Regions from separate parts of the Homo sapiens genome. Here regions 1 and 3 are each linked to region 2. A link is a loop called in an ENCODE intact Hi-C map of the cell type or tissue named here. Cell type or tissue: gastrocnemius medialis. All regions are shown on one strand. Region 1 overlaps LOC105371466 (a long non-coding RNA gene). Region 2 overlaps CASQ1 (calsequestrin 1). Region 3 holds the start of PEX19 (peroxisomal biogenesis factor 19).

Region 1 (2,500 bases), 180 kb before region 2:
CTCACCAGAGCTTCTCAGGGTTCCATGCCTTCATACCTACAGTGCCTTTCCTTTGTAGGTGGGGTTCCCTGGGAAGTGGATTCCTGAACTCTGAGATCGTATACAGGAGAGTGCCAGCAGGAGAGTTCTTGAGAACACCTGTGAGGTGTGAGGGAAGCTGCAATAAGCCGAGAGAGAAACTGAAAAGCAATGCAATGGCAACAGAGGCTTCTGTCCATCCCATGGGGGCTCTCAAGCTGGGATAACTTTGTAACCCCACATCAACCAGTCATTGCCCTAGGGAAAGAGCAACACCTCAGGCAAGGCGGCTTTCTTCCTCCAAAGGCAATTCCTGGAGAGGGACTCAGCTGTGAGTCAACACTTCCACAGCTGGAGAAGTGAGTGGAGCACACCACAGAATTCACTGTACGTATCTCATGGTCTTCAAAACCCAGCTCAGAGTTTACCGGCTGCCTTCCTCACCAACACCCTCTCTCAGGTAATCACTCGCTTCCTTGCAGATGCCTCTCACTGTTGGGAAACTGATATGTTTACATGCCTGTCTCCCATACTCCCTCCCAAGTAGGTGGTGGGGAGGGCCTGATCCTGTATTTCAGAATCCAGAACAGTGCCCGGTATACATTGGCTATTCCATAAAGGCATGCTGCACTGAATAAATTGAAATCAACCAATGAAAGAGGTAGCTACAAGCTTATAAAAGAAGGAGGCTGGAGTTTAATGCTAGAAAGGATAAAAGGGACATAGACAGTAGAGATTCTCACTTGGGAACCACACTGGAGACCCTGCTTGGGAGGCCCAAGAGTCCCAGGTTAGAGCGAATCAAGGCTCTGAGCTTGGGATGTCCAAAGAGGGGCAGGAGCCAGAACAAAACCTGTAACCTATAAATAGCCATAGGTTATAGCTCATGGAGCTGGGAGACAAAGGTAAAACTTCAAGGGGAGAACGGGCTTCTAGGAAAGAGGAAATTCGACAGCTCCCTCTCCTTGCTCCATACCTGCCAGCTGTCACTCAGACTCCTATATTAAAAAGAGCACACACACAAAAAAGTACACAGATATACACGTGTTCAAAAACCACAGAATCAGGTAAGCACGCCCAGATACAGAACACACACATAACACAGACACACAATACATGAAACAGACACAGACCAGAAAAAAATCAATCTGAAAATTATAGGCCATAATATATGTAAATGAACCACCTATGAATTCTAAACTCTGTTTACCCCTAGTCAGCCTTCAAGCCTCCTTCACCTTCCAGAAATCTCTGACAAGTAGAGAATTCCAGATTGCAGAATTGCAATTCCTTCGTCCTTTGTCCCCAGTCAGGTCATTTCTTCTCTTTTTCAGGCTCTCAGCAGCTCCTAGCTAGGGATAGGGAAGAGGGAAAATGTTTCTGCTAGTAGCCAGCAGGGGACAGTGTTCAACAAGCAATAATCAAATCAGCCTTCAACTTGCTGAAGGGAGGGAATGGAGGACGAGGGAACCAGAAAAGGGTCCTCAGACCAACACATTGCTCTGATCACACCCTCGATCCATGTCTCCCTCTTTTTTTTCTGCTTCTTCAGCCCCCTTCTTCTCCTCAGCTGCAGTTTCTCCATCCTTAGTTTAGTAGATCTCATGGATTGTCTATTTGCTCAGAGAAGACTAAGCTCAGGAATTTCCCCCTCAGGGAGAGACATTCCCCTTAGCCTCTTGTCCCTTTCCATTCTGTCTTGGTTCCCAAGGTGGTCAGGACTTCGGAGTTTTCATCTGGACTCCTGACCAATGCTCAGGAACCCACATGAGGGGCTCAGTTCCAGGGCCACCTCTCAGGGGATGCTTGCATCCTGGTGCACAGCTGGTCTAGTAGAAGTGGGGTTGGGTGTCAGGCCCCTGCACTGCCCTTAGCCTGGTGCTTTGTAAAGTGCACAAACTGTATGACAGTACAGTTGACCCTGCTACTTACTGCCCCTGAGATAGCATCTGATGAGCGTTTCCGGTGTTGAACACTTTCACGATGATCTCATTTAATCCTCATCACACCCCGGTGGGTCTTGTTGTCTTTCCTGCTTTCCATATGAAAAAGCTGTTGCTCAGGGAGGGCATGCGGTTTGCTCACTGTGGCACAAAGGGGAAAGGTGGAGACAGAGCAGGGACACGGGACCTCTGGCTGCCGGGTGTGGGCTTTCTCCCCTCTAGCACAGTGTTGCTGCACTGCCACCACTGCCTCCCTTCTTCCACTCCCTCTCAGCCTTTCAGGCTCATCTCTGCTTGCTCCCTTCTCCTCCCTGCGCTGACATCCCAGCACTGTGAGCCTCTTTCTTCTGCCCATAATCCTCATCCAATGAGAGGTCAAAAGCTCAGGAAAGAACACAAGAAGAAAGCAGAAAGATAAAGGAACTGGGTGGTAGAAAGGGCTTTCCAGAAAGAGGAAGAAGCAAAGGCAAAGAAGACAGGGCCTGCACTGGGGGTGGAGAGGGAAGGGAGGTGGGTGGAATGAGGAAGCGGAGCACCCT
Region 2 (2,500 bases):
ATCTGGTGGGTGTGTGGCATGTATATGTTGTGTGTGGTGTGTATGGATGGGTGTGTGTGGTGTGTGTTGTGTGTGTGGTGTGCATGTGGTGCATATGCATAGTGTGTGGTATCTAGGTGATGTGTGGCCTATTGTGTGCATGTGTGGCATATGTGTGATGTGTGTGCATGTGTGTAGTGTGTGTGTACATGTGTGGCGTGTGTGGTGTGTGCATTTGCGTGGCATGGATGTGGTGTGTGTGCATGTGTGGTGTGTGTTTGTTGTGTATGTGCATGTGGTGTGTGATGTGTGTGGAGTGTGTGGTGTGCATGTGGTGTGTGTGTGCATGTGATATGTGTGTGATGGGTGTGTGGTATGTATATGATGTGTGTGTGGTGTGTGTAGTGTGTGTGGTGTGCATGTGGTGCCTATGTGTAGTGTGTGGTGTGTAGGTGATTTGTGAACTATTGTGTGCATGTGCATGCATATGTGTGGTGTGTATGCAGGTGGTGTGTGTGTGTATGTATGGTGTGTGTGCGTGTGGTGTATGTATGGTGTGTGTGCGTGTGGTGTATGTGTGTGTGTGTGGTGTGTGTGTGCAGTGTCAGGTTGGGGTTGGTAGGGACTAGGGGGCAGGCAGTGGAGTTTTCAAGCAAGGCCGTCAGGTCCAGGGGAGTCCTTACATCAAGCAGAAACTCCACGATGGTGTCAGCAGAAAACTCGCCATCGTACTCAATGACTTCATCTCCCTTGAATACATACATGCTGTCCACTTCAGTTAGGCCTAGGGAGTGAGCCGGGCGCAGGGGTGGGGTAGTGAGCCATGATCCCAGGCTTCCCACAGATTCAAGGTCCAAATCCTCGGCCACAGCCCGTTTGATAATCACCGGGGCCCCACATGCTCCACCTCATGGGCCCGTTGCCCCACCCACCTCCTCTGACCCAGAGGCCGACAGGCCTGAGGTCTCTGCCCCTGGATTAAGCCTAGGGGGCTAGCGTGGCCCCAGAGCTTTCTAGGGAGTAGCTGGGGGATCAGGTAGGGTGAGGGGAGGGAATAGAGAGGTGTAGATTCTAGCAGTATTTCTCCCCTTCTCTGACCGCAACGACTAGAGATGAGTATTCATGCCACCCCCTCTGAGCACTCTAGTAGCTGGTTCCCAGTCAAGCTCTTTAATTGCTATTACTGACCAGATGACTTCATTATTACTGACCACCCCTCCCCCATGCATGTCCAGAATCCCGTCTCAAGCCTGTGCTGCCCCCTAGTGGCTGACTGCTCTAACAACCATGGCTCTGGATGGGAGGGGTTGGAAGCGGAGTTTGCAGAGGTCTGGCCAGCCCCGCCTGTATTCCCCGACTCCCCTTCCCTCCAGCACCTAGCCATGTTTTAAGGTAAGTATAAAGAAGGCCTCCCCCACCTCTTTCTGGGATTTGAGCATGGAACTTCATAAGGAATAGAGAGGCAGAGTCTCCGAGCCATAACCCTCCCAACCTCATATTTTCTCACCCCCTCTTTTAGAATAGACATAAATCTGAGAGATTCCCAAGCCCCTCGGATCCCAAGGACTGCCTGACAGGTCCTCCGCCCTAAGCCTCCCCTTGTCTCAATGCCACCTTCCCCTCCCCTGCCCTCCCCTCTCTTACCTAGTTTCTTGGCCACAGCTGCATCCTTCTCAGAGTCTACCAGCCCGAAGCCAACACCCTTGTCTTCTAGGACTTGGGCTGCTAACTGGAGGGAAGGATTATGATTAAAATTAGCCCCTGGAATTTTTATTATCCCCTATTCTCCCTCTCATGCTTTCAAGTTGGGTCAGTTGAGGTGCGGGAGATATAAGAGTTGACCTTGACCCTTTGCTAAGATCCAGAATATCCCCCAAATTCCCTACAGCCACACAGTTCTGTTTTTGGCTCAACTTAGTTCATGAATATTGATTGCTCATTTGCAATGTGCTTATTATGTTGGACTTGAAGACACTGCACTCAATACTTCCCAGTGCCTAAGAGGTACTGAGGAGTCTGGCTTCAGAGTGACTGAGGGCCCCTTCCCTCCTTCAGGGTTGAGTCCTGCATTCCATCCTGCTCAAGTCACACCTGGAGGTCCCTGTCCCTGGTCAAGGGCCAAGCTCAGTGTGGGGTTGATCTTGGAAGTCCCTGAGATTCTTCAGAGTGACTCCCAATGGGAAGAATTTTGGAGGGTGGGAGGGTAGTGGTGGGTCTGGTCATGTTGTTGAGGAGTTGGGGAAGGCCAGAGAGCTGAGATAAGAGGTCACCATTTGTTACCCCCCAGAGGGAGAGAGACTGACAGCGACCGGACAGTTCTCCCCATCAGGGCCCAACTTTCCCCTTTCGCACTCTACTTCAGCCTGTCCTTAGGCTGTGGACAGTCACACCTGGAGGTCCCTGCCCCCATAAGCCTTCCAGCTTAGCGTTCAACCCTGATTTTCTCTGCTGTGGGCACAGCTTGCAGCTCTACCCCCACTCAGCACAGACTCAGGTACTGTGATTCTCAGAGGGGTGGGGA
Region 3 (2,500 bases), 92 kb before region 2:
CGGCTCACCCCCACTTAGCTACCTTACAGCAGGGGGTGGTCCTGATTTATCTCTCTGTCCTCACTGTGCCCAGAACAAGACCTTAATAATAGGTGCTCTCTAAGTGCGAAAACAGATTTGTATGTGAAACAGTTGCTACATTCTGACATCTGAATAGAACAATTCCAAAGGAGGAAAGGGACGTCTAGAGTTACCTCTATCTGAGCATTCCCCGTGTTCACTCAGTTGGAGGTTGGGTTCTGTGTGGAGAAAAGGAGATTGTTCAGGGAAAGTAAGTCTATTACTACTGCATTCGAATTGCCCTGCTCAGTCCAAGGTACCAGAGGCTCTCTTAATAACATGGAGTTCTAAGTTCCTGGCCGGCCCTGTGTCCTTTAATCAAACAGTTCTAATAGATAATAGGAAATGAGAGATGCCACTAGATTGGGCAGACAGATGTGCCTGATTAGGGACTGCGAGAGCAAAGAGTGGCCAATGAATGCCTACTAAGTTTTAAACCCTAGCCTGGGAGTTGGGCTTTACAGCAGTGAAGACAACAGACGAAAATCTTTGCGTTCATGGTGTTTAAATTCTGCAGGGTGGGGAGCGGAGAATAAAAAAGTACGGTAGATAGTATGTCAGATACTGTTCAGTGTTAGGAAGAAAAGGAACGGGAATGGCCAAGGAAAGCGTTTCAGAAAAGATAATATTTGAGGGAAACAATGAAGTGAAGCCGGGCGCAGTGGCTCACGCCTGTAATCCCAGCACTTCGGGAGGCCGAGGTGGGCGGATCAGCTGAGGTCCGGAGTTCGAGACCAGCCTGGCCAACCAGCCTGGCCAACATGTTAAAACCCCGTCTCTACAAAAATTAGTCGGACGTGGTGTCGCGCGCCTGTCATCCCAGCTACACGGGAGGCTGAGGCAGGAAGAATCGCTTGAACCCGGGAGGCCAAGGCTGCAGTGAGCCGAGATGGCGCCACTGCATTCCAGCGTAGGCGACAGAGCAAGATTCCTTCTCAAAAAAAAATAAAAAAAAAAAAATGAAGTGAGAGAAAGTAGTATGTTATGTGCCATAATTGTCATATCAATTATATATGTTTAGATTCTGGTTATTTGTAGGCAGTTTGTCTCAATCTGGCCTACTCACAGCTCAGGAAAAAATAATGAAAGAGCTTCGCCAGGTAATTTGGGAAGTTGAAAGAAAGGAGTCCGGGCCTCTAAAACCAGACAGAAAATAACCCTATCTTATCCCTAATTCTGTTTCACAGGAGAAAAGGGAAAAATACCCAAAACACAAACACTCAAAGCTTCCTGGCCCTTTAAAAATGGCGGTTCCGCACTGGTCAACAATACCATTGGTTACCCGAGGCAGAAGAGGGCGGGAGCGAAGGGGTGGAGGGCGTGTCGGCACCGAGGAGGTCCCGCCTCCTACGGCAAGTCGGAGGTAGCAAGATGGCCGCCGCTGAGGAAGGCTGTAGTGTCGGGGCCGAAGCGGACAGGGAATTGGAGGAGCTTCTGGAAAGTAAGAGCCCATAGTGGGAAAGGCCCGAAGAGGGCACGTGTGAGGACCCATTCTGGGGGTTAAGTGAACCTGAGATATTAGGGACGGGCAGGAGAGGCTCTCCAAAGGTTAAATGGGGGCGGAGAGTCTGACCCCCGAGCCCCCCAAAAATCTCTGGGTCATCCTGCCCCACCCCGGCGACTGGAGCTGGGGAGCTCACCTGGGGTCCCTCAGTGGTCCGGATGGTGGATGTTTCCGCAGGACGGCGTTTCATGATACCTCTTCAAACTCCTCTTTAGGTTACTGAGTTCTTAAAGTTCGACTTCAGCAGCAGTAGCAGCAGCAGCAGCATTTGGTTCTTGCTGGGTAGCGAACTACGCACTCACTGATTGCTTACATTAACTCCTAGCAAGCTCGTGGCCGGTCCTTGTGTGCCTCGTCCTGTCTTCCTTAACACGAAAGACACTTTTCTCCTCCTAGTCCTTTTCTCTTTCTCTCGTTAGGCCCCTTAACAGTTCTTTCATCTTGTCAGTAGCTCAAGCGGACTCCTTTCCCTTATTTTGAGAAACTGAGGATGTGGCGATTTCAGGGGAAAGCAGTTCACCCTCCTGAAAGACGGGGGATGTTTTCTTAGCATTACTCTCCACTCCCCTGTTGACTTCCTGCCCAGAGTAGGGCCAGTGCTCTCTCCCTAGGCCTGGCGAACAGAATGGTGGTGAGGACACAGGCTTTTCAGGGCAGAGGTGAATTTGTAATCGCTTGCTCAATCACGGAGATGTGGGCAGGCAGAAAAATGAACAGAAACCCTGAGGAGTGCCAAGTGACTGTGTAAATTAGTGTACGGTTATCTGCAGAGATCAGGCCAAAGGGAGCTCTAGAAGGTTGTTGGGGAGCACTAAACTGGAGAATAAGAGAAGATAGTTTAATGCCGTACCATGGAGTCTGGTATGTAGTCCCTCAGTCTGTGCTGGTACCAGTACCAACAGGAAGCTGGGTGGGATGTCCTGTGCTTTCTCACCA

What was found. A loop is a pair of places that touch in the nucleus more often than their neighbours do. Peaks named below come from ENCODE experiments on the same cell type or tissue, not always from the same donor. Only the 100,000 strongest peaks of a DNase experiment are listed, where the experiment ranks them.
Region 1: a loop joins it to region 2, with 8 times the contacts of the local background. A loop is called at or near these places in 41 of 110 quality-filtered maps.
Region 3: it touches region 2 in a loop (3-fold over the local background); 79 of 110 quality-filtered maps call a loop at or near these places.

What each region holds. Positions count from the first base shown.
Region 1 is chr1:160,375,619-160,378,118 of GRCh38, reverse strand. It overlaps LOC105371466 (a long non-coding RNA gene), which reads left to right. Exons shown (of 4, transcript XR_007066686.1): 4 at 59-704. Among named protein-coding and RNA genes, the nearest start is that of NHLH1, 9.8 kb to the right of the region's middle. RefSeq lists an enhancer at 1,908-1,957. In gastrocnemius medialis, CTCF peaks have their summits at 1,213 and 1,412 (motif pointing right); a DNase peak (open chromatin) is centred at 2,488.
Region 2 is chr1:160,192,010-160,194,509 of GRCh38, reverse strand. It overlaps CASQ1 (calsequestrin 1), which reads right to left. Exons shown (of 11, transcript NM_001231.5): 2 at 1,624-1,708; 3 at 663-763. Among named protein-coding and RNA genes, the nearest start is that of CASQ1, 2.7 kb to the right of the region's middle. In gastrocnemius medialis, a CTCF peak has its summit at 1,239 (motif pointing left); DNase peaks (open chromatin) are centred at 761 and 1,239; H3K4me3 peaks cover 1,544 bases; H3K27ac peaks cover 2,211 bases.
Region 3 is chr1:160,284,056-160,286,555 of GRCh38, reverse strand. It overlaps PEX19 (peroxisomal biogenesis factor 19), which reads left to right and starts at 1,423. Exons shown (of 8, transcript NM_002857.4): 1 at 1,423-1,501. The coding sequence starts at 1,432. LOC107985219 (a long non-coding RNA gene) reads right to left here and starts at 2,191. Exons shown (of 3, transcript XR_001738265.2): 1 at 1,701-2,191; 2 at 195-239. In gastrocnemius medialis, no CTCF peak of the experiment used is centred here; DNase peaks (open chromatin) are centred at 1,385 and 2,228; H3K4me3 peaks cover 1,686 bases; H3K27ac peaks cover 1,193 bases.